2 separate regions of the Homo sapiens genome follow, and region 1 is linked to region 2. Evidence: chromatin loops called from intact Hi-C (ENCODE). Cell type or tissue: PC-3. All regions are shown on one strand. Links, peaks and the distances in the headings refer to the core of each region. The heading gives the core; the rest is flanking DNA.

What was found. Peaks named below come from ENCODE experiments on the same cell type or tissue, not always from the same donor. Only the 100,000 strongest peaks of a DNase experiment are listed, where the experiment ranks them.
Region 1: it touches region 2 in a loop (7-fold over the local background); 15 of 110 quality-filtered maps call a loop at or near these places.

What each region holds. Positions count from the first base shown.
Region 1 is chr3:151,653,233-151,670,027 of GRCh38, reverse strand. LINC02066 (long intergenic non-protein coding RNA 2066) reads right to left here. Exons shown (of 5, transcript NR_183765.1): 5 at 12,058-12,373. Among named protein-coding and RNA genes, the nearest start is that of AADACL2, 72 kb to the left of the region's middle. In PC-3, for the core only: a CTCF peak has its summit at 8,954; no DNase peak of the experiment used is centred there.
Region 2 is chr3:151,835,825-151,851,003 of GRCh38, reverse strand. The region is part of intron 1 of AADACL2-AS1 (AADACL2 antisense RNA 1); the gene reads left to right. Among named protein-coding and RNA genes, the nearest start is that of AADAC, 29 kb to the right of the region's middle. In PC-3, for the core only: a CTCF peak has its summit at 11,818 (motif pointing right); DNase peaks (open chromatin) are centred at 11,833 and 13,723; H3K27ac peaks cover 1,022 bases.

The DNA.
Region 1 (16,795 bases), core at 4,215-12,214, 180 kb after region 2:
GACCCTTGCCCCGTGGGTCCTAATGCCTACCAGACAAACTTCCTCTCGCCTCTGTTCTCCAAGGCTAGTCATGCTCCTAAAAACCACTCCCTGTCTCTGGTGCTTTTCTAATTTCTCCTGTAAGAATGATTTCTAGTATAAACTTCAGGACTCTGTTACCTTCTTTAGACACCCGGGCTCACCAATCAGAAAGACATAAATTTTGCCCAAAGTAGGGGGGACTATGTGGAATTTTAAGATCCCTCCTCAGATAAGCAGACCTAGCAAACGCTATTCCTGAAGCTAGGATATGAGGAGCCTCAGAAATTATATCCTTCCTATTCATATAAAAGGCATCACTCTTCCAAAAGGCATCACTCTTCCAACTCTGGAGATCCCTCCCCTCCCTCAGGGTATGGCCCTCCACTTGATTTTGGGGGCATAACATCTTTATAGGACAGGGGTAAGGTTCCAATACTAACAGGAGAATGCTTAGGACTCTAACAGGTTTTTGAGAATGCATCAGTAAGGGCCAGTAAATCCGACCTTCCTCGGTCCTCCTTGTGGTCTTGGAGGAAAACTAGTGTTTCTGCTGCACGTTGGTGAGCGCAACTGTTCCAATCAGCAGGGTCCAGGGACCATTGCGGGTTCTTGGGTTTCTGCTGCTGTGTCAGTGAGTGCAACTATTCCGATCAGCAGGGTCCAGGGACCATTGCAGGTTTTTGGGCAGGGGGGGATACAAAAAAACTAAAACCATGGGTGGTTTTGTCTTTCAGATGGGAAACACTCAGGCATCAACAGGCTCAACCTTGAAATACATTCTAAGCCATTGGGACCAATTTGACCCCCAAATCCTGAAAAAGAGGTGGCTCATTTTTTTCTGCACTATGGCTTGGCCCCAATATTCTCTTTCTGATGGGGAAAAATTGCCACCTGAGGGAAGTACAAATTACAATACTATCCTGCAGCTTGACCTTTTCTGTAAGAAGGAAGGCAAATGGAGTGTAATATCTTATGTCCAAGCTTTCTTTTCATTGAAGGGGAATACACAACTATGCAAAGCTTGAAATTTACACCCTACAGGAGGACCACACAGCTTACCCCCATATCCTAGCCTCCCTATAGCTCCCCTTCCTATTAATGATAAGCCTCCTCTAATCTCCCCTGCCCAGAAGGAAATAAGCAAGGAAATCTCCAAAGGACCACAAAAACCCCGGGCTATCGGTTATGTCCCCTTCAAGCTATAGGGGGAGGGGAATTTGGTCCAACCCGGGTACACGTCTCTTTCTTCCTCTCTGATTAAAAGCAGATCAAGGCAGACCTGGGGAAGTTTTCAGATGATCCTGATAGGTACATAGATGTCCTACAGGGTCTAGGGCAAACCTTCGATCTCACTTGGAGAGATGTCATGCTATTGGTAGATAAAACCCTGGCCTTTAATGAAAAGAATGCAGCTTTAGCTGCAGCCTGAGAGTTTGGAGATACTTGGTATCTTAGTCAAGTAAATGATAGAATGACAGCTGAAGAAAGGGACAAATTCCCTACTGGTCAGCAAGCCATCTCCAGTACAGATCCCCACTGGGACCTTGACTCAGATCATGGGGACTGGAGTCATAAACATCTGTTGACCTGTGTTCTAGAAGGACTAAGGAGAATTAGGAAAAAGCCCATTAATTGAATAATTGAATTAGGAAAAAGCCCATCATCATTGAATAATAATGTCCACCATAACTCAGAGAAAGGAAGAAAATCCTTCTGCCTTCCTCGAGCTGATATGGGAGACCTTAAGAAAATATACTCCCCTGTCACCCGAATCACTTGAGGGTCAATTGATTCTAAAAGATAAGTTTATTACCCAATCAGCCACAGATATCAGGAGAAAGCTTCAAAAGCAGGTCCTGGGCCCTGAACAAAATTTGGAGGCATTATTAAACCTGGCAACCTTGGTGTTCTACAATAGGGACCAAGAGGAACAAGCTCAAAAGGAAAAGCAAGATCAGAGAAAGGCCGCAGCCTTAGTCATGGCCCTCAGACAAACAAACCTTGGTGGTTCAGAGAGGACAGAAAATGGAGCAGGCCAGTCACCCGGTAGGGCTTGTTATCAGTGTGGCTTACAAGGACACTTTAAAAAAGATTGTCCAACGAGAAACAAGCCATCCCCTCATCCATGTCTGCTATGCTGAGGCAATCACTGGAAGGTGCACTGCCCCAGAAGACAAAGGTTCCCTGGGTCAGAAGCCCCCAACCAGATGATCCAACAACAGGATTGAGGGTGCCTGGGGCAAGTGCCAGCTCATGTCATCACCCTCACTGAGCCCTGGGTATGTTTAACTATTGAGGGCCAGGAAATTGACTTCCTTCTGGACACTGGTGCAGCCTTCTCAGTGTAAATCTCCTATCCTGGATGACTATCCTCAAGGTCCATTACCATCCAAGGAATCCTGGGACAGCCTATAACCAGGTATTTCTCCCACCTCCTCAGTTGTAATTGGGAGACTTTGCTCTTTTCACATGCCTTTCTTGTTATGCCTGAAAGTCCCACACCCTTATTAGGGAGGGACATATTAGCCAAAGCTGGAGCTATTATCTACATGAATACGGGGAACAAGTTACCCATTTGTTGTCCTCTACTTGAGGAGGGAATCAACCCTGAAGTCTGGGCATTGGAAAGACAATTTGAAAGGGCAAAAAATGCCCACCCAGTCCAAATCAGGCTAAAAGACCCCACCACTTTTCCTTATCAAAGGCAATATCCCTTAAGGCCTGAAGCTCATAAAGGAATACAGGATATTGTTAAATATTTAAAAGCTCAAGGCTTAGGAAGGAAATGCAGCAGTCCCTGCAACACCCCAATTCTAGGAGTACAAAAGCTGAATGGTCAATGGAGACTAGTGCTAGATCTTAGACTCATCAATGAGGCTGTATTTCCTCAGTATCCAGTTGTACCCAACCCTTATACCCTTCTCTCTCAAATACCAGAGGAAGCAGAATGGTTCACGGTTCTGGACCTCAAGGATGCCTTCTTCTGTATTCCCCTTCACTATGACTCCCAGTTTCTATTTGCCTTTGAGGATCCCACAGACCACACATCCCAACTTAAGTGGATGGTCTTGCCCCAGGGGTTTAGGGATAGCCCTCACCTGTTTGGTCAGGTACTGGCCCAAGATCTAGGCCACTTCTCAAGTTCAGGCACTCTGGTCCTTCAGTATGTGGATGATTTACTTTTGGCTACCAGTTCAGAAGCCTCATGCCAGCAGGCTACTCTAGATCTCTTGAACTTTCTAGCTAATCAAGGGTACTACGCATCTAGGTTGAAGGCCCAGCTTTGTTTACAGCAGGTTAAATATCTAGGCCTAATCTTAGCCAGAGGGACCAGGGCCCTTAGCAAGGAACAAATACAGCCTATCCTTGCCCTAAGACATTAAAACAGTTGTGGGTGTTCCTTGAAATCACCGGCTTTTGCCGACTATGGATCCCCAGATACAGTGAGATAGCCAGGCCCCTATATATTCTAATCAAGGAGACCCAGAGAGCAAATACTCATCTAGTAGAATGGGAACCAGGGACAGAAACAGCCTTCAAAACCTTAAAGCAGGCCCTAGTACAAGCTCCAGCTTTAAGCCTTCCCACAGGACACTTCTCTTTATACATCACAGAGAGAGCAGGGATAGCTCTTGGAGACCTTACTCAGACTAGTGGGACAACCTAAGGAAATTGATGTGGTAGCAAAAGGCTGGCCTCACTGTTTACAGGTAGTTGCAGTGGTGGCTGTCTTAGTGTAAGAGGCTATCAAAATAATACAAGGAAAGGATCTCACTGTCTGGATTACTCATGATGTAAATGGCATACTAGGTGCCAAAGGAAGTTTATGGCTATCAGACAATCACCTACTTAGATACCAGGCACTACTCCTTAAGGGACTGGTGCTTCAAATACAAACATGCATGGCCCTCAACCCTGCCACTTTTCTCCCAGAGGATGAGGAACCAATCGAGCATGACAGCCAACAAATTATAGTCCAGACTTATGCCACCCGAGATGATCTCTTAGAAGTCCCCTTAGCTAATCCTGACCTTAACCTATATGCCGATGGAAGTTCATTTGTGGAGAATGGGATACGAAGGTCAGGTTATGCCATAGTTACTGATGTAGCTGTACTTGAAAGTAAGCCTCTTCCCCCAGGGACCAGCACCCAGTTAGCAGAACTAGTGGCACTTACCCAAGACTTAGAACTGGGAAAGGGAAAAAGAATAAATGTGTATACACATAGCAAGTATGCTTATCTAATCCTACATGCCCATGCTGCAATATGGAAAGAAAGGGTTAGGGTTCCCCCTAATCTCTGGGGGTACTCCCAATAAATACACAAGGAAATTATGGAGTTATTGCATGCAGTGCAAAAACCCAAGGAGGTGACAGTCTGACACTGCTGAAGCCATCAAAAAGGGAAGGAGAAGGGAGAACAGCAGCATAACAGCTGGCAGAGGCAGCAGAAAGGAAAGAGAGAAAGAGACAGGAAGTCAGAGAAAGAGAAAGAGGAAGAAACAGAGACACAAAGAGAGGGAGTCAGAGAGGGAAAGAAAGAGAGACACAGAAAGAGAGAGAGGAAGAGACAAAGAAGGAGTCAAAGAGAGAGACAGAGAGAGGAAGAGAGAGAAAGAGACAAGAAGTCAAAGAGAAAGAAAGAGAGATGGAAGTAGTAAAGAAAAAACAGTGTACCCTATTCCTTTAAAAGCCAGGGTAAATTTAAGACCTATCATTGATAATTGAAGGTCTTCTCTGTAACCCTATAACACTCCATTACCACCTTGTTGTCAGTGTAAACAAGGGCATAGCCCAAAAGCACTGAGGTCACTGACAATCCGTAGCCTTTCTATCAAAAATCCTTAACTCAGAAGGTTTCCTAATAGGTGATCTAAATCTTAATTAATTACCATACAAAGGTCCAACCAGACCAAGGAGGAACTCCCTTCAGGACAGGATGATAGATGTTTCCTCCTAGGTGATTAAGGGAAAAAGACACAATGGGTATTCTGTAAGTGATAAGGAAACGCTAACAGAAGCAGAATTAGGAAAATTGCCTAATAGTTGGTCTGCTTAAACATGCGAGCTGTTTGCACTCAGCCAAATCTTAAAGTACTTACAGAATCAGGAAGGAGCTATCTATACAGAAAAAGTAAAGTTTGCTAAAAGTTAACAGTGTAACATGCATTATCCTACTACCACACACTCTCAAAGGATTTCTCAGTTTGCAAGAAATAACAAAATCTATCCTTACTTTACAATCCCAATTAGACTTTCTGTGTCTGTCCTTCTTTCTCTCTGACTCCTTTTCACGTCACCTCTCAGTAGGAATACAGGAAGCATGAAAGTCCGGAGACTAGGAAATAATTGTCAAAGGGCTTAAAATGAACCGGCTTAGGGAATCTTGGAAGTAGGAACTGGTGTTACTTATTCTGCAATTTCCTAGGGCATTTCTTGCTTCTATTTGGTGATAAAGATAGGGTGTTGGTATTTGGGATCCATCTTGTTCCTATTCCTGTATGGTTCCCCTACAGATTGGCTATATAACTGAAGAGCATATTTTCTTACTTTTTTTCTGATTTCCTGTATCCCCTGGGGAGAGACCCGCTGTGCAATTTTTAAACTACCATATTCTGTACCTCCAGACAGAGTGTATGTGGGGCTCCATACTATATGCCTTTGAAAGAAAAAGGGTATGGCAGAGGGGGCCAGTCCCAGACCACAGTGGAAAAACACACTGAGCTGAAACAGATCCATGCATTGCTTGGCCTTAGAGCTCAAATAAAATGGATAAAACCAGTTATGAAAGAATCAAAACAATAAGGGATAATTACAAAGGGCACTAATCCTGTGATACCCCCATACTTCCATTAAAGAAGTCAGGTAAATTTGATAAAGATGGTTGATGTCTATATAGCTTTCCACAAAATTTCAGGAAAGTAAATGAATTTGCTGTTCTATTAATCTCTATAGTCCCTAACATGACGATTATTCTGACTTCTGACTTTGGTACCATTGTCTGAAAATGTTTTCTCTAGAACTGGTCTACACTTTCCCTCCCTCCCTCCTTTTCTCCCTTCCTCCCTTCCTTCTCCTTCCTTTCTCTCTCTCTCTCAGGGTGACAAATAGGGATTCTCTGAGCCAAAAATGCTCATTAAAGGAATCCTACATTCTGCAGAAATGGGACAACAGTAATCCTCCACTATTCTTAGTCCTCTGCTGGGAACATTCCTAGAGAAGTGTAGTCATAACTAGAATATGGTGGTAGATGCAGAGGGGCAACTGCTGTAGCTGGTTCTGTTAAGGAGGTCTGAGTGGTACATTTCCATAGCTGCCACATAGTGAGATACTTTTTAACAATAAAAGGAATGAAACTCTAATCTACACAACCACCTGAATAGGTCTCAAAAAGATTATGTTGTGCCAAAGAGGTCAGATACAAAAGAGTGCATGACACCATTTATATAACATGACACCATTTATATAAAATTCTAGATAATTCCTACAGTACAATAGCAGATCAGTGGGTGCCTAGGGTCAGGGAAGAGGGGTAAGGATTAGCTGGACAGGGGCACAAGGAAACCGTCTGAAGTAATAGAAATGTTCTGTTAAATGTGGTGGTGGTTACACTGCTTTGTATATTTGCCAAATTCATAGAACTTAAAATGGGTGCATTTTCTTGTAGGTGAATTACACCTTAATAAAGCTGACTTCTTAGGACAATCTACCTTCTCAATAAGCTGTTGCTGCTACCCTGGTTTTAAACATTTTTTTGTAAAACTTAATTTTTTCCTAATGTTTCTACTGTTTTGGCATTTTTTCATTTTATTATGAAAGATGATTAACATTCAGAAGATTATGTAAAATGTGTACTCATTTAAAAATAATACTACTAATAATAAAGCAAACACTACATACTTACCACCCAGGATAAAAGGAGAAAGCATTGCTGATGCCTTAGAAGGTCCATGCGCCTCCCCACTTCCTCCCCCTTCATATAGGTTCATATAACTCTCTTAGTTCTGTACTATACATGTTAGAAGCCCTGGAATTCTGTCTCCTACTCACTTCTTCTGCTTAGACCTTTCTGCATGATGTTGTCTAGCTTTTTTTGTTTTCAGAGATTATCTATATGCTGATCCATCTTCTAAAACTCCAAATATTTTATGGCAGATGTAAATTTATTGTCACAACAGGCAAATCTTGAAAAATGCAAGTCTATTTGCTTGCTATAGTGAAACTTCACATAGCCCTTATTTTGTCTTAAGTGCCCATGAGGGGAAGTTTCATTCCTGTTAATTCAGAGTAAACTGAGTTACTGGCAGCTTAAAATTCATCATCTTTTGGGTAACCACTCAGTCAAATTAGGATGTTCCTTCGCTGAATTTTCCTTGCCTTATCATCAAGCGATACTCTATGTTCTGGGTTAGTAGACAAGGTATTAACATCTGCTCTCTGGCAGCCTCTGCCAAGACTTACTTATGCCTAACATATTGATCCCTAGTGCCAAGAAATATATCTGCTAAAATAATCAGTGCATTTCCTCTTTCCTACTCCTTTTCTTCAAAGCTTCCTATTTCTTGAAAAGTCTAGAACTTGTATGAAAGTGAGATTGTAAAAACTTAAATAAGATTATCTATTCAACACTATTACAAGCTTCCAGTTTAGTTTGTTTTAAAACTTCTAGTCATTGACAGTCTTGAATAAATTAGCCTACAAGATCATAAATCAATATGCCTATTAATATTATAAATCAATTTAAAAACTGAGGCATTTCTGAAAAACTGTAGACACCAAATTGTGGGTCCTCACCCTATATACAGCAAACTCATAGATTTCAGAAACCTGTTTTTCCACTCTTTTCATCACTGTTTTTGGCATAACATCTTACAGCAAATTATAAAGATACTACTACTAAAAGGAGAAATAGTTGACAGCTTTGATTATTCAATTCATCAACAAATGCTGAGTAATGTCAAGGGGACAAAAGTGGAGTATTCCCTTTTTGTTATAATGAATAATAATTTTTTTGATGATTGAAACCAAATTGTACTCAACTCTGTCCTTCTGCAGGTTCTTGGAATAGCCCCGTGTTTATAGAAACACACACACACACACACACACACACAAGTTGAACTAAGCCAACTTAACAGGTAGAGAGGTTAAAGTAAACTTTAAACTCTCTAATTTGTAAGATTTATTCTTAGGATACCAAAATACAGATCAAAAAGCCACTTGGTGGCTGGGCAAGGTGGCTCACGCCTGTAATCCCAGCACCCTGGGAGGCGGAGGCAGGTCAATCACCTGAGGTCAGGAGTTCCAGACCAGCCTGACCAACGTGGTGAAACCCTGTCTCTACTAAAAATAAAAAAAATTAACTTGGTGTGGTGGCGCATGCCTGTGATCCGGGCTACTTGGGAGGCTGGGGCAGGAGAATTGCTTGAACACAGGAGGTGAAGGTTGCAGTGAGCCGAGATCACACCACTGCTCTCCAGCCTGGGTGGCAGAGAAAGGCTCCGTCTCAAAAAAAAAAAAAAAAAAAAAAAAAAAAAAAAAAAAAAGGCCACTTGGTAATATCTGGACTTATGAATTTTCATAACTCATAACAATGAACTTTTCCAAGCTGATTATGCCCTTTACTCAGCCTGGTTTGGCACCTTCTCTTTCAGAATACATCAATGCCTCCTTTGCATATAGACTAATTCATTCCTTCTTTGGGGAAAGTAGACCTTGAAACTCTTTGTAACACATCATGGCTATTGGTGTCCAATCAATGGGGGTAGACAAACATATATTGCAAGATAACTCACATTACTGTTTTTCTTATGAGCTAATCGAAGTAAAAACACTGAGAAATCTATTATTGAAAATTTTAGGTTTTTCATCTCATAAAATATTTTGTGATTGAAATAAATATTAAACGAACCACTGAGAGGCAGTATAGTCCCCAAAATTATTTTTTCTTCTCATGAAAAGACAGGCATACTTTGAAACCAAAGCGTACCAATATTGCTGTCAAATATTTTAATGTACATAAGAGAAGAGAAAATCACCAGCCGTATCTCATTCTTCTGACTTGTTTTAACCAACCAGAAAACTAGCCATTTTAGAAACAGAAACTTGAAAACTAGAAAATTGAAAACTACAGTATTAAGAAAAAATGGTTTCACAGCAAGATCATAAAGTGTGTTTATATTTTTAAGGGAACAGTAAGGAATGAATCTAAAGATCCATTTGTTAGGGATCTTATTTTAACCAAGTGTCTATTTTTGGTAAGTAATTTTACTAAAACAAATTCAATGGAAAAATTCAGAAGCAAGGGTTAAATGATCCACTGTGAAGGTATAAGACAGATTTGTAAAACTAAACAAAAGCAAACTCATAGTAAAATATTTCAGTTGAACCGACAGAACTTTTTTGGTTCCTGCTCCATCTGCAGATGATACTAGTCCCTCACTGTGCCACACATCATGTGGCCTCTGTGGAAAACAACAACAACAACCACACACAAAAAAAAAAACAGGACACATGAAGCATTTTACAAAAATAAATATTTTTCTCTTGCAATATTTTGCAAAAAATGTCCAGGTTTCAGAATAACTGTCTATTTAAAAATATATATATAGAAGGTACTTAAAGTAAAAACCCATAAAGAAACAAAAAATGTTACCAAAGTTAGTCTGTTCAAGGTTGGAAAATAAAAATTCATTCACTTGATTTTTATATCTGCAAGGGTCAAAGGTCATCATATATCTCTAGTTATCAGTATTTCAAAAGTCAGAGAGGTAGCAACTTAAGAAAGGGCTCAAGGCTTCACTACTGAGGAATTAGTGCTCTGTGGGATGTTTTGCTCTTTAAAGTTTATCTGAGGATATAAAGTATCTTTCTTCCCAACTGTTATCTGAGGTGTGTAACCACAATGGCAGCAGAGCAAGGTGTCCATTTTGCCCACTCAGTGTCTGTTTCTGGTCATTTCATCTCCAAAGTGAAGATTTAACCACACAAATTTGTTTAGCTATTTTCTAATTCAGTATCACTAATTTGATGTTTTCTTTATTTAGTTGGTTTTATTTATTTAAAAATGTACTGGTTGATATGGTTAACAAACTAAATCCATAGGAAACTATAATTTCGTATTTTATTTCTCCCTGGAGGATCTGTGAAGCTCCCGAGGTCATAGTCTTCTTGCCAGAAGGACTTTCATTACCCTTATAAACATATGTATTCCAAGGCTAGTATTTAGACAACATCCAATACACTCCTACTAAGTTTTGCCTGAAGTACTTATAAATGTAGAGATATTTTTCTTCTTTCAAGATTCCCATAGTGTCAATGTTCCTATCCTACCAGAAGTGATATTCTTTCCAAGCTGGTAAGTCTGGGACCTATAAATCATAGAGCAGGCACCAGGGAGTACACAGTAGCCTCAAGAAGAATATCCCCTGTTCTTCAATATTGGACTTAGCATGCTTGATTTAATAAAATTTATCTGTAGCTGTGGCATTTCTGTAACACTCATGGTTATAAATTTGATTTGTTCAATTATATCCTGTAAAGAAGAAAGATTTATGTTGAAACTATGTAAATAACCACATTGTAATAAAAAGCAACAGGACACTTTGGAGGCATTATGCCTAATGTTTAACTATTGTTCTGAGCAGTTTGGTCAACACAACAATAATGTGTTTTTTAGTTTGGCAAAATCATCTTCCTTAAATTTTTCCGATGATTTATTAGTTATTTTGTATATTAGATTTTTTTAAACTTCTTTGAATTCTAACGTGTCAATTGAAAAAGATAACATTTAAAGAGTTTTTCCAGTTTGTAGAAGTATACTTAGTCTGTTAACATCGATAGATCAAGAAGAAAGAAAGATGGGCGTTGTTATATTTCAATTAAAAACTAAAACATCAACCACAACTTAATTTTCTCATCAGTGTCATTCAGACTGAGGTCATTACTTCTTATTCATTTTATCTTGAATTATTTCACAACATCATCTGTATTTGCACCAAGAGTGTTAGAAATCCTCAGTCTGCTCACGGGAGGAGGAAGCATGTGCACCTTAGGCTATTCCATGCAGAACCCATTGTTAAGAGCATGCAGTAAAATCCTTTACTGAAGTCATCATTCTTTTGATATTTCTTCTAGAATACTCTGAATCTTGTAGCAGAGGACTTTATGCAAGTGTGAAGGAAAAGCAGAACCACTTTTTACTTACAGGACTAAAATACTCTTGGTGATTTTATTACAATAATGAACAAAATCAGAATGGGGAACAGTGAAGTCCTGCACTGAAGTTTCACATGAATAAATATTTTAAGAATTTAGTAAATGATTACTCTAAAAATAAGAATATATTATTGATGAAGTTACTGATGAGTTTGTAAGGTCCTTTAATTTATCCTATAAAATGTGTGTTATGATTGTCACAATTGGCAAGCGATTTTAAACTTAAAAAGTAACTCTGTTTCAAATCAACTTAGTTATTCTGGCAGTCTTTATGCATTACCTTAACTGTTCCTATTCATTTGTCCAAAAGTACACATTTATTGAAATATATTCATTTTGTATATAATTACCATAAGAGAGATCAGCTTTCCTTTTTGATTTGTCAGCGCTTCTTTTATCTTGAGTTTGGCAAACAGGACAGTTTTGACAGTAGTGTTAAGCTAATTAAAATTATGGCACAATCATATATACATATGCAATCATTTTTCTTATCCCTCCTCATGAAGAGAAAGGGCAAAGTATTGGTGGTGTCTAGTAGTCTTTTGGGGTAAAAAACATATTGATAGTTTTTATTATTCTGGTTTGGAGGCGAATTTGTTGCTCAAAAGGAGGCCGTATATAAGTTCTAACAGTTTTAAAGATAATAAACAGTTATAGGAAACAGTTGTAATTTTGACTTAGGTTGAAAATCCAACTCAGCAGTAAGTAATAAATATTAGAAACTCTAGCCTTTTGAGACTTCAAATTTCGTTAGAAATGGATTCAAAAGCATGAAAAAAATCACACACACCCACACACAAACACATACACACACAAACGGGCTCTTGAGTGAGAGTGTTTTAATAATTATAACAATCTTTGCTATCAAAGAATAAAATCACATAGTGCTTCTTGTTAAGAGCAGACTATATATTCAAAGATTAATTTTTCTTTCAAATATTTATCTTCTTTATCATCTGTAAGCTTCCTTTAATAATTTTAAAATCTTGATACATATTTTTAGCCATACATTAATGCACATATAGTTAAAGGTTAGTCTTAAATTATCTCAGAATGCAAATTGCTATTTTCCCCTCTCTGTGGCAAGTGATGCTTCATTAAAGTGGCTAAGAACAAGGGCCAGGTTTTTCTTCTCAACCTAGAGACAGAAAAGAAAGAGCTATCACAGAGGGAATCCAATATAATTTTTTGTCCTGGAAAGATAAAACTTAAAGTTCCTGGGTAAATGTAACTCCCCCTTCCAAAATGAATACAGCAGGCTTACATTTGTTTAATCGATCAGATGAAAAAACTGTGGCCTGAAGAAGATAAGTGCCACATAGACCAATTTTTAAAAAAAAATTCATCCTGTTTTAAAATGGCGAGAATCAAAGGTTACATACATGTGCCTAGTAATAACCCACTGTTTAATGAGCTGACAGTTAAGGAATTAATGATCTACTTAAATATCTCCAGGAAAAGATGAAGAACAATCATTTAGAACAGTTCTTATACATCAAATCACATAAGCATTGGGTCCTTTGAAATCCTAAGAGGTAGAAAAAACTGAAATTAGCAAGTAAGTTTAAGAAGAATTAAAAGAACTTTAAGAGTGGAAGTTTCAAACTTGCTATTTACAGGCTGTATACTTTGTTGACTAGCCATACTTTCTCTTAAAAACATCTTTACCATAATTTTTTTAACTGCTGAGGTTGAAAAGAAAAACAGGAGAAAAACATAACTGATTTGTCTGATGCAGTTGGGCATGCCCTATACATTTAGATTCCTGCCTATCTGCAACACCACAAGTATATATTTTAATATAAAAAATATCCCTGGAAGTTCCGGCAAATCATTCAGAATAACCTAGGTTGTGTCAGAAATTAAGGTACATATATCACCATTTCATGGTAATTTTTAGGATATAAACAACATTCTATTCCTTAGGAGAAAACAATGAGGGAGTGGGATCTTAACCATAGATTTGTTGAAAGGATGGTTATTCTGCAGAAAAGCCCTTTTAATGTGACTTGTTTTAATAGAGAATATTTAAATGGCACCAAAATATTTGAAAGGCTACCCAAAAAGTTTTAATGCAAAAGAGAATGGTTTCTTTTCTTTTTTGAAAAAAAATCTGTTATTAATTACAGGATTAAGACTTGCACAATTGGAAACAAATGGCTTTATTTCATAAACCATCTTTTGAATAAACACACAACTCCAAAACAGAAAAATAAACCCAGGTTAAATATCTCATGATTTTGAGATAGGCCTAAGCCAAACTATCTTTCACCAAAAGAGCTTTACTTACAAAAGCAAAAACTATGTACTAGGTAGAAAGTAATAATCTCTGTGGCCCCCCAAATTATCCAATTTCTTTGTATGTTACATTATTGTACATTGATAAAGTAGTGTTTTCAAAGTTGCATAGCTGTTTGTAAGACACCCCTAAATCAGAGGGACCCTATAGGATACAAACAAAGCTGGATTCCTTTGAACAAAACAGGTAAATATTCTGTAATAAAGTGAGTTTATCTCAAAGTATCTGGACTTTAAACAATCGTAATCTTAACTTGTAGTAGTCTTAATTAAATTCTAATTTAAGTAAATGTTGTTTTGCTGTTATACAAATAGCAAAACTTGCAAACATCTATCTTTATGATTTTATACTTTCAGTTTAGGCTAGTTGGGAACCCAAGAAAAATCTTAATATGGGACTTTCAGGAGCATGAATAAAAACAGGGGGTCAGAGGATGCTCAGATGATCTCAACAGAACTTCATCATAGGAAATAAATAGTGTTAACTGTTCTGCTCTCAAGAAAAAAAAAGCTGTTATAAAAGTATAATGTATTTAATCCTTAAATATAACTCTGTGTGTGCCCACACATAAAACTTTCTAGCTTTGTCAACTTAAAAAGTCTAAAAGTGATTTAACTAACTCATGAACAAATGAACATCCCTGGTATCTTAACTGTGATCTTGAAATATCATTTCAAAACCATAAGTTCTTGAAAAATGGCTGTTTCCAATCCAAGTAATGTATTAGTTGAGCCTAGAACACCTTGTCTTACTAGACAGTAAGGAAAATATTAAATACTACAAGGGTTATGTCAAAAAGACTCAGGAGCCAACTTAAAGAGGTTCACACTGATTAAAGATGAAACAGCTTAAGCTTTAATATGGTGAAGAATTGCAACAGATCAAAGCCTATGAAAAATGTTTAAATCAATGGGTTCATAATGGTATTTAAAAGTAAACCAACAAAGTAGTCATCTTTAAGCTAGCAATTCATTATACTGAAAATTGTTTATAAAGGTAAAGACTCAAGAGTCTATCCTGACTTTTTCACATGAACTGTACCACTGGGCAACCTAGTAGATGAGAGGAAAAGGCTCTTTATAACATCATTACACCTAAAAAATAAAAAAGACATAATACAATTAGAATATCACCATTTTCAACCCCAACTGAAGTTAATGGGTCAAGGCACTGAGCATCAATAACTGCTAACAAAAAGGAACAAAACTAAATAGTATGGTGATCTGATGAAAGAACACAATACCCTCCAGTCTGAACAAATTGACAACCTGAGGCTGCAAGACATTTAAGCCTGCTACCAATTTGCAGCAAATACAGAAGACAGAGGTACATGTTGAACTTCATTATGAATGTGCAAGACAAATATATAAAAAGCAATGGTATTTCTGCACACTAGTAACAAAAGGAATATGAAACATATTCTCTGAAAATTACAAAACATTATTGAAAGGAATTAAAGAAGATCTAAATAAAAGAAGACACATTAAATATTCATAGATCTGGCTGGGCACAGTGGCTCATGCATATAATCCCAGCACTTTGGGAGGCTGAGGTGGGCGGATCACTTGAGGTCAGGAGTTGGAGACCAGCCTGGCCAACCTGACGAAACCCCTTCTCTACCAAAAATACAAAAATTAGCCAGGCGTGATGACGTGTGCCTGTGATCCCAGCTACTCTGGAGGCTCAGGCATGAGAATCGCTTGAACTCAGGAGGCGGAGGCTGCAGTGAGCCAAGATCGCGCCACTGCAATCCAGCCTGGGTGAGAGAGCAAGACCCTGTCTCACACACACACACACACACACACACACACACACACACACAAATTCATAGATCTCTTCTTCCCTACAGCCTAACCAAGAAAGTTCAGTTTCGTTCTTTATCTTTGAGAACTTTTTTAAATATAAGAGAGAAAATATAAAAATAAGAGTTAATTCCTTCTGAGTGCCTGCAAATAAAAATTTTTAAGATCTCAGATTTATAAACAAAAATTAAAATAATGAGATAAAGCATTTTGCCTGTCATAAAGACTTGTTTTAATTTAAGAATCACTGCTAATAGGAGTGTAATTAATTGGGGAAAAAAATGATTGCTTGAATCAAGAAATTGATTAATATTTTATTCTTTGATCCAGTAATTTAAATGTTCTTCTGGGTCTTCTAAATACAGAGAAGGTTTTTATATACAAAAATATTACAGTGCACAATATTTTTCATAGCCATATTTATAAAATGATAAAATTGGAAACAATTCAATAGTAGAGACTGCCAAAATAAAATATGATACAACTACAGGACACAATTTTATATAGCCATCTACAAAGCAACTATCATCAAAAAATGTTTAGTAACATGGAAAATGTTTAGGTTAAAAAGTTAAGTGAAAATAATCTGAATAAAAATATATTTACAGAATCTCAGTGTATAGAAAAAATGTTAATCAAATTATTGATAATGGTTATCTTGTGGAAGACAGGAAGAGACCCAAGTGATCAGGTTTTCTTCTTTCCAATAAAAACATTTTCATATAACAACTATATATTATTAGCTCTTAGTTTTAAGAAAGCTAATTTTAAAGATAACAATTAACTCGTGAAAAATAACCTGCTAAATCAGATAACAGGCAGTGCTTTTTAAGATGAAATTTCCTTGGCCGGGCGCGGTGGCTCACGCCTGTAATCCCAGCACTTTAGGAGGCCGAGGCGGGCGGATCACAAGGTCAGGAGATCCAGACCATCCTGTCTAACACGGTGAAACCCCGTCTCTACTAAAAATACAAAAAAAAAAATTAGCTGGGCGTGGTGGCGGGCACTTGTAATCCCAGCTACTCTAGAGGCTGAGGCAGGCGAATGGCGTGAACCCGGGAGGCGGAGGTTGCAGTGAGCAGAGATCGCGCCACTGCACTCCAGCCTGGGCGACACAGCGACGAGATTCCGTCTCAAAAAAAAAAAAAAGACATTTCCTTAACTAATATTTATGTTTGATCTGCCAGTTGAGTAAATGTATACACATTTTTCCCAAGTTAATCTTTACAAGTTTATGCTCAAAGTGACCTTAAATTTATAATTTTGAAAACATCAGGAAGTAAACTCTATTCTTCAAATATGATCACTAAAGATATGTGCATAATTCTTAGGCATAAGTCCAAAAGTTATTACAAAAATTCAAAATATTATTCTAGGCAAAATTTCATTTCTGGGCAATCACATGCAATTTAAGTGAAATCAAGTCCAAATGTCATTGATTCATTTACACTTACATCAC
Region 2 (15,179 bases), core at 7,180-15,179:
AAATAAGTCATGCAGACAAGATTAAAGAAAAAAAGAATGAAAAGAAATGAACAAAACCTCAGAGAAATATGGAACTATGTTAAAAGATCAAGCCTATGATCGATTGGAGTACCTGAAAGAGATAGGGAACCAAGTTGGAAAACACACTTCAGGATATTGTCCAAGAGAACTTCCCCAACCTAGCAAGACAGGGCAACATGCAAATTCAGGAAATACAGAGAACACCACTAAGATACTCCATGAGAATGTCAACCCCACAACACATAATCATCAGATTGTCCACAGTTGAAATATAGGAAAAAATGTTAAGGGCAGCCAGAGAGAAAGACCAGGTCACCTACAAAGGGAAGCCCATCAGACTAACAGTGGACCTCTCAGCAGAAACCCTACAAACCAGAAGAGAGTGAGGGCCAATATTCAACATTGTTAAAGGAAAGAATTTTCAACCCAGAATTTCATATCCAGCCAAACTAAGCTTCATAAGTGAAGAAGAACTAAAATCCTTTACAGACAAGCAAATGCTGAGAGATTTCATCACCACCAGGCCCGCCTTACAAAAGCTGCTGAAGGAAGCACTAAATTTGGAAAAGAAAATCCAGTACCAGCTACTGCAAAAACACACCAAAATGTAAAGGCCAATATCACTATGAAGAAACTGCATCAACTAGTATGCAAAATAACCAGATAGCATCTTGATGACAGGGTCAAATTCACACATAAAATATTAACCTTAAATGTAAATGGGCTAAATACCCAAATTAAAAGACACAGACTGGCAAATTGGATAGTCAAGACCCATTGATATGCTGTATTCAGGAGACCCATCTCGTGTGCAAAGACACACATAGGCTTAAAATAAAAGGATGAAGGAAAATTTACCAAGCAAATGGAAAGCAAAAAACAACAACAACAACAAAAAAAAACCAACAGTGGTTGCAATCCTAGTCTCTGACAAAACAGACTTTAAACCAACCAAGTTCAAAAAAGACAAAGAAGGGCATTACATAATGGTAAAGGGATCAATTCAGCAAGAAGAGGTAACTATCCTAAATATATATGCACCCAATATGGGAGTACCCAGATTCATAAAACATGTTCTTAGAGACCTACAAAAGAGACTTAGACTCCCACACAATAATAGTGGGAGACTTCAACACCCCACTGCCAATATTAGACAGAACAACGAGACTGAAAATTAACAAGGATATTCAGGACTTGAACTAGGCTCTGAATCAAGTGGACCTAATAGACATCGACAGAATTCTCCACCACAAATCAAGAGAATATACATTCTTTTCAGTGGACATGGCACTGATTCTAAAATCAACCACGTACCTGGAAGTAAAACACTCCTTAGCAAATGCAAAAGAATGGAAATCATAACAGTCTCGCAGACCACAGTGCAATCAAATTAGAACTCAGGATTAAGAAACTCACTCAAAACCACACAACTACATGGAAATGGAACAACCTGCTCCTGAATGAATCATGGGTAAATAATGAAATTTAGGCAGAAATTAAGAAGTTCTTTGAAACCAATGAGAACAAAGACACAACGTACCAGAATCTGTGGGACACAGCTAAAAGAGTGTTAAGAGGGAAATTTATAGCACTAAATACCCAGATCAGAAAGCTAGAAAATCTCAAGTCAACACCCTAACATCACAATTAAAAGAGCTAGAGAATCAAGGCAAACAAATCCAAAACCTAGCAGAAGACAAGAATTAACTAAGATCATAGCAGAACTGAAAGAGATACACACGCACAAAAAAAAAGTTCAAAAAAATCAATGAATCCGGGAACTGTTTTTATTGAAAACAAAAAACAAAATAGATAGACCACTAGCTAGACTAATAAAGAAGAAAAGAGAGAAGAATCAAATAGACACAGCAAAAAATAGTAAAGTGGATATCACCACTGACCCTACAGAAATACAAACTACCATCAAAGAACACTATAAACACTTCTATGCAAATAAACTAGAAAATTTAGAAAATGGATAGATTCCTGGACACATACACCCTCCCAAGACTAAACCAGGAAGAAGTTGAATCCATGAATAGACCAATAATAAGTTCTGAAATTGAGGCAGTAATTAGTAGCCTACCAACCAAAAAAAGCCCAGGACAAGACGGATTCACAGCTGAATTCTACTAGAGGTAAAAAGAATAGTTTCCTTCTGAAACTATTCCAAACAATTGAAAAGGACTCCTCTCTAACTCATTTTATGAGGCCTGCATCATCCTGATACCAAAACCTGGCAGAAACACAACAAAAAAATAAAACTTCAGTCCAATATACCTGATGAACATTGATATGAAAATCCTCAATAAAATACTGGCAAACCAAATCCAGCAGCACATCAAAAAGCTTATCCAACATGATCAAGTTGGCTTCATCCCTGGGATGCAAGGCTAGTTCAACATACACAAATCAACAAACATAATCCATCACTTAGAACCAATGACAAAAACCACATGATTATCTCAATAGATGCAGAAAAGGCCTTCAATAACATTCAACATCCCTTCATGTTAAAAACTCTCAATAAACTAGGTATGGATGGAACATATCTCAAAATGATAAGAGCTATTTATGACAAACCTACAGCCAATATCATACTAAATGGGCAAAGCTGGAAGCACTCCTTTTGAAAACCAGATCAAGACAAAGGAGGCCCTCTCTCACCACTCCTATTCCACACAATATTGGAAGTTCTAGCCAGGGCAATCAGGCCAGAGAAAGAAAGAAAGCATATTCAAATAGGAAGAGAGGAAGTCAAATTTTCTGTTTGCCGACATGATTCTATAGTTAGAAAACCTCATTGATTCAGCCCAAAAACTACTTAAGCTGATGAGCAGTTTAGGCAAAGTCTCAGGATACAGAATCAATGTGCATAAATCACAAGCATTCCTATACACCAACAATAGACAAGCAGAGAGCCAAATCGTAAATGAATTCCCTATCACAATTGCTACAAAGAGAATAAAATATCTAGGAATATAGCTAACAAAGGATGTGAAGGACCTCTTCAATGAGAACTACAAACTACTGCTCAAGGAAATAAGAGAGGACACAAACAAATGGAAAAACTTTCTATCCTCATGGATAGGAAGAATCAATATCATGAAAATGGCCATATTGCCCAAAGTAATTTATAGATTCAATGCTATTCCCATCAAGCTACCCTTAACATTCTTCACAGAATTAGAAAAAACTACTTTGAAATTTAAATGGAACCAAAAAAAAAAAAAAGAGCCTGTATAGCCCAGACAATCCTAAGCAAAAACAACAAAGCTGAAGGCCTCATGCTACCAGACTTCAAACTGTACTACAAGGCTACAGTAACCAAAACAACATGGTACTGCTACCGAAACAGACATATAGACCAATGGAACACAACAGAGACCTCAGAAATAACACCACACATCTACAACCGTCTGATCTTCGACAAACCTGACAAGAACAAGTAATGGGGAAAAGATTCCCTATTTAATACATGGTGCTGGGAAACATGGCTAGCCATATGCAGAAAACTGAAACTGGATCCCTTCTTTAGACCTTATACAAAACTTAACTCAAGATGGATTAAAGACTTAAATGTAAAACCCAAAACCATGAAAACCCTAGATGAAAACCTAGGCAATACCATTCAGGACATATGCATGGGCAAAGACTTCATGACAAAAAGCAATGGCAACAAAAGCCAAAATTGACAAATGGGATCTAGCTAAACTAAAGAACTTCTGCACAGCAAAATAAACTATCATCAGAGTGAATGACAACCTAAAGAACAGGAGAAAATTTTTGCAATCTACCCACCTGACAAAGGTCTAATATTCAGAATCTACAAAGAACTTAAACAAATTTACAGGAAAAAAAACAACCCCATCAAAAAGTAGGCAAAGGATGTGAATAGACACTTCTCAAAAGAAGACATTTATACAGCCAATAAACATAAAAAAAAGCTCAACATCACTCATCATTAGAGAAGTGCAAATCAAAACCACAATGAGATACTATCTCATGCCAGTCAGAATGGCGATTATTAAAAAGGTCAAGAAACAATAGATGCTGGTGATGCTGTGGAGAAATAGAGACGCTTTTACACTTGGTGGGGATGTAAATTAGTTCAACCATTGTTGAAGACAGTGGGGCGATTCCTCAAGGATCTAGAACCAGAAATACCATTTGACCCGGCGATCCCATTCCTGGGTATATACCCAAAGGATTATAAATCATTCTACTATAAAGACACATGCACATGAATGTTTACTGCGGCACTATTTACAATAACAAAGACATGGAACCAACCCAAATGCCCATCAATGATAGACTGGATAAAGAAAATGTGGTAATATACACCATGGAATACTATGCAGCCCTAAAAACGAATGAGTTCATGTCCTTTGCAGGGACAAGGATGAAGCTAGAAGCCATCATCCTCAGCAAACTAACACAGGAACAGAAAACCAAACACCACACGTTCTCACTCATAAGTGGGAGTCGAACAATGAGAACACATGGACACAGGGAAGGTAACAACACACACTTGGGCCAGTCAGGGGCTTGGGGGCGAAGGGAGGGAGAACGTTAGGACAAATAGCTAATGCACGTGGGGCTTAAAACCTAGATGATGGCTTGATAGGTGCAGCAAACCACTCTGGCACATGTATACCTATGTAACAAACCTGCATGTTCTGCACTTGTATCCCAGAAGTTAAAGTAAAAGAAAAAAGAAAAAAAGAAATATATCTTAAGGAATAGAATTCAGTATGTAATCTGACAAGAATTTTACTTGTAAAGTGAGATAAGAAAACATACATGATTATGTTAACATACTATTTGAAAAAACTAGAAAGTGAAATTTGGTTCTACCTGTGAATATGCAAAGAATACTTTGGATGATGTACTTATCTACCTCAAGAAACCCGAAGTTTTTGGAGGAAAATGTTCAAGAAATCTCAGTCACACTTAAGAGATCCTGCTAACCCACAGGGTGTGCTGAGCAAGTAAGCCCTTATTGTGCAGGATGTTTAGGGGTGGGCTCTCATGGTTTGACCTCTGAATTAAATAATCTGGTTTGGAAAAGTAAGCCTAGATATTAGATTTCTCTTTGGAAATTTCAAACGGGGTAACTGAGAAAATGAGGCATCATCAAGAGCAGAAGTCAAAGCATGTATCAAGATTTCTGTGAGGTAAAGGGTGTTGCTGTGTCATTTATTCCATTTTAAATCAGAAATCCAGAGCAAGGTAGAGGAATCACCCTCTAGGAGATAGGAGCTTGGGTCCCTGGTAGCTGTTACCTTCACTTTTCCATGAGCTGTGGCTCTAGGCAGTTTCTGCCTTTGGTTTTTCTATGAGCTGTTTTTCCATATTTTAGAAATTGCTCTCCCATATTCCTTCAAATCCCCACTAAACTGCTTTATTATTTAGATGATTAAACGTGTTTCTTTTACTTAAAAACAAGAGTCCCAACTAAACAGAAAGGACGAAAACTGATTAATCATTATTCACTTGAAGTGCTTAACACATAATAGCAGATTAAATATTGACTACAAAAATAAATAAATTATAAAATGGAACTTTAGTAATTGATTAAAATTCTAATGAGAAAATAATTCACCATTTCAGACATGCCTTTTAAAGCAATAAAAATACAGAGAATGATTAACTTTGATTTATATCTTACTCAGTAATAAATTATAGCTAAGTTAAAAAGATAAACATTTTAAAAGTATTTGTTAGATCTGCTTTTATAAAACAACTCTAAAAGCTTTAGTCTCTACATTGACTATAAGTTGCTATTATATGACATAGTTATGCTAGTTTTAATACTAACATAAAATTAAATAAATTAATTAAATAAATAAATTCTCTGAGGACCGATATAAATTTTATTAAATGGAATCAGGATAAAGCAATGACTTTCTCCATTCTTCCTTTGAGGGAGGGAGTACATTTCTATACAAAATACTGTCATATTTGTAAAAATTCTACACATTGGATTTTAAAATGTAAAGTTAATCTCCTAAATATATTTTCAAAGCTTGTTTTCATTAGAGATTCAATATACTGTTATGCAAAAAACAAGATATATATTCTCTTTAATATAATCAACATAATTGTTTGGGAAGTCTTTAATAGTGTTCGGTTCAAATATAGTCACTTCCTATTTATTTATTCATAAATGAATTCAGCAATTATTTAGTTTCTAATACAAAACATTATAATAGGTACTACAGGGAAATATGAAATAAAAAATAATTTTTTAAATAATTTTTTAAAAAAGGACAAAAATTGAGTGTTGCAACAATGAAATAAAGTTCTTATTGAGAAAGTAAAGAGAAAATGTTTTGGGGTTGAGCCTTAGAGAATGAAAAGAATTCTATTCAGACAAGTGGTGTTAACTGATGTGGTTTGGGCATAGTTGGTTCGGTTAAGTTTTATCATTTGTTTGTAGAAATTGAATTATATGTTGATCAATGGCAAACTTTGGAGGCAAACAAAATTGGATCTTAAATGCTCAATAATTAATACAACTGGGAAGAAAACAAGCAAACAAAATAAACATAACTGACCTCAGCCTAGTATTGGATGGAAGTAAACCTGAAAACAACAGCAAATTCCAAACTATATTTTTGTCAAATTTCATAGTTTTATTTATACCCAATAAGTTGCTCTTACTCTAATATAGTAGCCAGTGTACATTTAACAGCCTCTTAACTTGAAGGAAACATGGTGAGAGAATTGTATATCAGGAGAAAGGAATGATACGGACAGATGGAGAGCTGAGTCTGTGGATAATGAAACCTATTATGCCTCCAGCAGACTTCACTCCAACCTTGGGGAGGCCTGATGGGATATTCTGGGTTGTCTTGGAGCTTGACATAAAATTGATATTTTTCTGAAGTGCCTGGAAATGTACGAATCTAAAACATTATCAATCCTGACTTTTTTATTACCAAACTCGAATCTTGCATTTCCTTTTTACAATTACCTTTCAACCAATGTGAAATACATCAAGAAGAAACTCTTATTTGATTATTTCAAGTTTTTAGTATTCTGTAACACTTGCTGTTATCCTTTATAAAAGATATGTGAGGCCTTAGGCTCAGAGTTTTGATAGGCAAGAGTATTCAGATAGTATGTACTAGTATTTTATTTCTATTACATTCATGACAGGAGACACTACTTTCCTATTTATGATATAACATAAAGTTGGCTTCTTAAGAACAAATGTATTTAATTTTATAATAATTAATAGAAAACATTAAGAAAATTAATAGTATGGATGACACCTAGATATGGCAAAATCACAAGGCTAGTACACTAATTAGTAAAGTGTTGAGACACTGCTCTGAGGTGAGGGAGAATATCAGAGGGTGTGCTGTAGGTTTCACAGAATTCAGTCAGCCAGAAGTCGTGGCACAATTATGATAGAACCCTTCTCTCTGTATACCTTCAGCTCAGTTTATCTCTAAGTCAGTGTTAGGCAATTGTGAACATGATAGATAGTTTTAGGAAGGCAAAGCCAGCTGTTGCTTTTAATCTTGTGTACTATGAAAGCAGAGGGAGAAATGTTTGCTTTCTCTTTTATTTGTGTTAACATCATAATAAAACACATGGCCTGTTCTTTTGTTTATTTTTGACCTTTTCTGCAAAGTTGTGAAAGCTGGTGATTTTTCCATTATTGGCAAGAGAGAAAGGGGCAGATCTAACTTAGATGGGCAGTTTTGGTGTTTATCTGGGTTTTTGTTTTTATTTTCGGTGTGTTTGATCAGAAATGAATATATGGGGCCATAAAGAGTCTAAAATTTTTAAGGACTGATTCATAAAGAAATATGATTTTTTTAAAAAATTAAAGTTATAATTTTAATATTAAAACATATCCCCTCTGTTATATGTCTAGAAATAACACATATATGCTAAAAAGAAAGAAGTTAATTATAGGATAATGATGTATTTTATGACAAATGCTTATTCAGTTATGAATTTTAAATTAGTTTTTTTAATGAAAAAGTATAATCATTAAATATTTTGGTAACAAATTCATGATTGTCTGTATTATACTCAACATATCAGATCAAATTAAATAAAACTCAAATAATTAGATCACAAAAGTAGCATCGATATAGTAATTAAGTGTTGGTAACTGGCTGTGCCTGGTGACTCAAGCCTGTAATCCCTCTACTTTGGGAGGCAGAGTCGGGAGGATCCCTTGAGCCCAGGAGTTCAAGACCAGCCTGGGAACATGGCAAAACCCTGGTCTCTACAGAAAATAGCAAAGTTAGCCTGGCATGGTGGCACACGCCTGTAGTCCCAGCCACTCCAGAGGCTGATACGGGAGAATCACCTGAGCCTGGGGAGGATAAGGCTGAGCCATAATTGCACTGCTGCACTCTAGCCAGGATGACAGAGTGAGACCCTGTCTCAAAACAAAAACAAACCCAGAAAACAAAAAATAAAATGAAAAACCCCCAAAACAAACAAAAAATAAATATTGGTAACTAATTATATTGGCTCCCAAAAATAAGAATTCTGTATTTGACAATTTTTGAATTCTGCTTTTTTTTTTTAGTGATCTTTACAAATTTGTGGGCTTTGAACTATTTGTTAGCAGAGACAGAGTTTGAACCCATGATTGTTATTAGTAGATGATCTTAGTAATTATTTGATTAAAATAAACACACATTAGAAGCTCAACAGATATTAGTCTTTCTACTTGCCATCTATTTCCTTCTGCTTTGAGTTATTACAATTGATTAGTCCAAATACTCTGAACCATCTTTACGTTTGGAGTATGTTCATTCTGCAACTGATCAGCAATCTATCTTTCTTTTGATAAATTGCTCTTAATAATGTTCAGTCCATTCATTAATAACTTCATTTTTGCATAGGTTCAATTATTTTGAAACCACAAGGGAGCGACTTTTGTGTTTGTGGAGTGTATTTCCTTGAAATGTTTAACATTCTTTGCTTCTGTATCATTGATGTCACGAATCCTTTTAATGTTTTGACTTTTCTTTTCTCTCGGAGTTTATGACATCTCTTCTGTTACATGCTGACAAAGAGCACTATAGATTAACATCATTTTGTTAGAAATTTTAGCAAGCTCTTCCTGGAGGTTTTCCTTCACAAACACTGTTACTGCTTGGGTTTAGACGTCAAATGCATTATCGTCTAAATCGCTCTACTTCTTTCAAGATGCTTATAGGAGTTGAGCACACAAACCTAATAGAGGAAAAGCAATTTTGTCTTTTTTTTTTTCAGTGTGCTGCTTTCTGCTGGTAGCTTCATTTAAAGCAAGTGAGCATCACATTTTTAAATCAATATTAAATGCTGAAAGGAATTTGAGAAACGTTTCTCAAATTTGGGCACTTGTGGACTATCAAGAGTACCTATGAGGACTACAAAGATTTTTCAATTTTAAAAATTCAAAACCTCGACTTTAGGTTTTGGTTTCATGGCTGTGCCCAGTTATAAAGTGGTCATCTAAATGATCCACAATTTGTGTATGTGTTTATATTACCATAATTATAAAAACAAAGCACAGTCATCCCTTCATAGTCATGAGTTATACATCTGTGGATTCAACCAATCCTGGATCAAAAATACATTTTTTTGAATCGCATCTGCACTAAACATATGCAGACATTTTTTCTTGTCATATTCCTTAAACAACATGGTATAATAACTATTTACATATCATTTACATTGGATGAGGTATTATAAGTAACCTAGAGCTTATTTAAAGTACAGTTATGTGCTACATATTGATGTTTTAGACCACATATACAATGGTGGCCCCATAACATTCTAATGAAGCTGAAAATTTTCTACTGTCTAGTGATATCACAGCCATTTTAACATTATAGTGCATGGCATTGCCTTTGCTATGTTTAAATATGTTTAGATACACTAATACAGTTGTATTCCAATTGCCTGTGGTATTTAGTACCCTAACATGCTGTACAGGTTTGCAGCCTAGAAGTGATAGGGCTGTACCATATAGCCTAGGTGTATAGTCGGCTATATCATCTAGGTTTGTGTAAGTACATTCTATGAAATTCACGCAACAAAAAAATTGCTTAACAACATTTCTCAGAATGTATCCCTATGGTTAAGTGATTCATGACTGAATAGAGGAGGATTTGCATATAATCTATAGAGGAGGATTTGCTTAGATTATATGCAAATACTATGCCATTTTATAACAGGAACTTGAGCATCAATAGATTTTGGTATTTGCAAATACTATGCCATTTTATAACAGGAACTTGAGCATCAATGGATTTTGGTATTTGTGAGAGGTCCTGGAATCAATTCCCTAGAGATACTGAGGGAAAACTGTACTTTAAAATTCTACTGGACCACTTGTGGACACATAAGCAGATCTGTAGACCTCAGTTCAAAAAAATATTGACCAGCTGATATAGTACCATTTCATAGGCGAGAAAACTAAATCCAAAGAGGCGTGGGAACCTTGTCCAGGATCACCAAAGAGTTACAGAGAGATGTGTTGGTAAGAAAATTGTGAGTGTGTGTGTATGTGTGTGTGTGTGCACACATGCGCGTGGGCCTGTATGAGCATGTAACTTAGTTTGTACCACCTGGTTTTACTTTGCTTTCTATCTTGAAACAATGTATTGAACTTTACTTAAAGGTTATGGTCATACTGAATCCTGGAACACTACTTGAGAAAATGGTATTATAATTAATCGAAATATTAGTGTTTATTCTTTGTCTTATTTTTTGTAAGAATCTACTCATCCAATTAAACATGGAAAGCCAAAAGTGTATTGTACTGCCAAAAATGAAAAAACAACATATGCCTGAATTCATGGAAGGACTGTGTGTAATGTAGAAGATAAAATGAAACATATGGAATATGTAATAAAAAACAAAATCAAGCATATTGATTATAGTTACCTAGTGATTGCCTATTTAAATACTAAAAATTTAAGAATTTAATTTAAAAGACATCAACAATATTTATCTATTAGTTATAAAATATGCCAGGAGATGGTTATCACAGGATACCTTTTAATCTACAAATGTTGAAATTTTAAGTTTAGGCAAATCAAGGAATGACAATGACATCGGCAATGAAGTTCAGATCTTCAAACTTGCAGTATCTCCATCGGAGCAATTTTCAATTACAAGAAGATAATGTAGTTAATGTGCCTCTTCGTCTCTCCAATAATAGTAATGCAGTTTATTTTTACAAAGAAGTCATAAATGCTTTCCATTCTATACATGGAACATTAAATAAATGCAAAAAAAACCCACCTCAGCTAGATTGTTTCAGATAGCATTTTTTGACAATTGCTTTATAGTTCCAATTTCTATGAGGCTTATATAGTAATTTATTTTCTTTTTCTTTTCTTTTGAGAGATGGAGCCTCCCTCTCTCAGCCCAGGCTGGAGCACAGTGGCATAATGATGGCAGTTCACTGAAACTTGAAACTCCTTGGCTCAAAGGATCCTGCCATCTCAGCCTGCTGAGAGGCTGGGACTATGGCACCATCCCTGGCTAATTGTTTTAGAGACAGACTCTCGCTATGTTGCCCAGGATGGGTAATTTCATTCTTAAAAAGAATTTTAGGAATTAAAGGAAATATCTTCTTTCAATTTATTTAGAGGTGTAAGTTTTGAGATATTTATTTATAATTTTAAATGCTTTTGTTTGATAAACTAAAGCAAGTTTAGACATTTTTCTAAACCACATTAAAGGAATTATTAAAACATGATTTTATTGGATATCTAACTTTATCACGTTAGCTTATGCTGGGTAACAGCTTTCTGGAGCCCACAAGGGGGCAGACTAAGAACGTATGAAAGAAAACAATCCTTACGCTGTAGTCACTAACTGGCGGAGTTCCGTTCCAACTGAATGCATTTGGCTTTATTTCCTTTTTACTGAATTTTATCTTATTTTCTTCTGACCGAAAGCAATTTCAGTTTCTTTGCACTGTATTGGAAAATTGAGCACTTAAAAATCTAAACTCATTTGACGATACGCATCTTCTCTCTTATTGTCTTCTAAGTGAAAACTGTACGGAAATCATACATGATTAAGCTGAAGAAGTAAATTGTAATAATTTCTAATCCATTATTTTACATTAATTTTTAAATAATAGTTTGTTTGTTTGTTTGTTTATTTTGAGACAGAGTCTCGCTCTGTTGCCCAGGCTGAGGTGCAGTGGCGCAATCTCGGCGCAATCTCTGCTCAGTGCCACCTCCACCTCCTGGGTTCAAGTGATTCTCCTGCCTCAGCCTCCCGAGTAGTCTGGACTACAGGCGCGTTCCATCATGCCTGGCTAATTTTTTGTATTTTTAGTAGAGATAGGATTTCACCATGTTAGCCAGGATGGTCTCCATCTCCTGACCTCGTGATCCGCCCACCTCGGCTTCCCAAAGTGCTGAGATTACAGGCATAATTTGCTTATTTTCAAAAGAAAACGACAAAATAACTGTCATTTTTAATATCAATTGTATAAATCAGTATTTTATTAATAAACGGTTCTGGCATTCTTGCATTTCCTTTAGTTTTATTGTGTCCTTGTAATTCGATTGCAACCTTTAAACATCTCTCTGTATTTACCAGAAGATTATTTGATTAGTTAATAAAATATTTTCTAACAGGAGCTGTTTTTGGCAGGGAGGTATTATTTTTATCTTTGCTCATATATTTCACACTGGTAATCATGTGTAACAATTTTGAGACTAAACTATTGAAAGTCATTCTTTAGCAAATAAAGTAAAATCTCTTTTTAATTGATTCTTAATCATTAAAATAATTTTCAAAATATTTTCAAGGAATATGTCCAACTTCGATTCACTGTAAATAAATGAGATTTAGCTAATATACTAATGCATGTTACTTCTAATTTAATTAGATTAAAAATAGAATTCATCTAACAGTCTATATACTTAAATATATTCAAGCAAAGTGTTTTACTTAAATTAGTATAAAGTATGAAGTTTCTTATTTCCTAAGCCAATCTTCAATTCCAAATTACTGATTGAGTTCTAGCTCATGTATATAACTTCTCGTATACTCCAGGGAGCCACAGTTTAATCTTATTGACAATTTCTTTGTTTGAGATTTTATGTATATGTGTATACCTATATATACACACACATACATATGTACATATATGCATATGTGTACACGCTATATGTTCATATTTGGTATTTAATTTATAGAATAAATATTTTAAAGGTTATAAAGTTGTGATTAGATCTCTAAATAGATACTATGTATCTTTACTTAAGGATAAAGCGTATGCAGGAGAAAAATTTTCCAAGATTTGAAATGGTCATAGCTGAAAGGCCAATTTACATGTAATCCTGTTAAATTGGTCCTCACCCTCAGAAAGTTAAGAAGCGTTTGAAAAAAGATGCATTCTCTAAACTTCGAGTATTTTACAGGCATAGAATTTTAAAGCTGACACATAGTGAACATTGCACTATTAGGATGAGCCACTTTTTAGGGAAGGGAGTTTAATCACCAGAGAGCATAATTCTGGGAACTCTTGAAGATCAGAAGACTGTAACTTTTAGCTTTAGTAATTTAGAGTTAAAAAGAACATGAAGTTTCTTTTTGGATGGCATGAACTAATACTGGTATGCCTGGTTCATCCAGAAGCAGTTAGAACATGTCTTTCCAGGTCTCGGAAGTAGAAGGGACTGCAGGTTTGCTGAGTCATAACACCATATGGCATAATAGCAGGGCTCCTTGAAGAGCGAGTCACCTCGTGAAGACTTTGTGGGAGGTCGAAACCTTTGGAGAATCTGAAGGCTCAGCTTGAAAGGGAAGAGTGACATTGTGTCATCAAGAGATAAATGAAGAGTATGTTTGATAAAGAGTTCAGCTGACTGGTGTTTTACTTTACTTGTAAGAAAGAGGGCTCACTCAGATACAACCTCCAAATGAAGTCAATGGATGTTCACTAAGAAAAAACAGCTCTAGAATGAAACACTCAGCCTTCTTTTGCAGGCTTGTAGTCTTTTTCAGCACTTTAAAAGTACTGACAACGGTGCCTCTTGTTTTAAAGAAATTGGCAAATGAGAGAGAAGCCTCCTCTCAGCCTCCTCTTGATTTTTTATAAGAGACTTCAGTTTTAAAGAATCTTGGACTTTCCAAAATGGGCTATTTTTAATTTTATAACAATGCTCAAGCCTAGGGAGAGGAGGAGCTAAGAATTTTTGAAATGCCATTGGAAATAATTCCAGCCCTAATTAATCTCTTTTTGGCATCAAGAGAAAGAAATTGTGAATATTTATTCTAAGAGAATAATTTAAAGTACTGGTACCAAGATTAGACCCCGTTTAACAATAATATAATATAAAATAAACTTGAAAAACTCCGGGAAAGCTATGAAAAGTTTATTTTATTTTATTTTTTAATTTAATTTTATTTATTTTCAATACTGCTCCTCCTGTAAATGAAAAATTTTAAAGGCTAGAAGGCTAGACATAAGTTACATGAAACAATCAACAAGGTTTAGTGATTTTTTGGCATTTGGTAACAACCAGCAGCTGTGGTTTTTTTGAGGTTAAAATGGTCACCAGCCACAGCTGTGTGCTTTTTTTCCCACTGCTTCCTTTTGACGGGTTGCTGGGCAGATATTCCTCAGGTCCAGGTTAAAGAGCTCAGAGCACAGAGGAAATCAAAATCTTCTCCTGGATCCTGCGTGTCATGCCCCCTCTGGCACCTGGTGAGTTTCTAAATGCCTGAGCACCTTTTTGGTTTACTGGGTATTTGTGCAGCTCAAATTCCCTCCTGCCGCTCCCCAACACATACACTTAGGGCCAAAGCAACATACCAATTTGCAGTGATTCATTGCAGAATGTTAAATGCTTTTTCCACTATTGAGGTACATCAGAAGTGGTATTGATTTGTTTATATGGTAAAGAAACTAAGCATAATTAACTCTTGATTATCCACGTTGCACACTATTAACAACAGAGCTGTGGATCTTTGCGGCAGTCTCAGGAATCTTGAGATTTTCCTGAGGTTACCTAGTTAGTGGTTTTATACTTAATCTGGTATTTGTATGATTCAGATTCCCTTGTTTTCCTACCACCCTTTCTAAGAAAGCAAAAAGTAGTCTCCAAAATCCTTAAGCAATTGATGGCAAAGCCTTTGAAACTGGCCTATGGGGGTTGGCT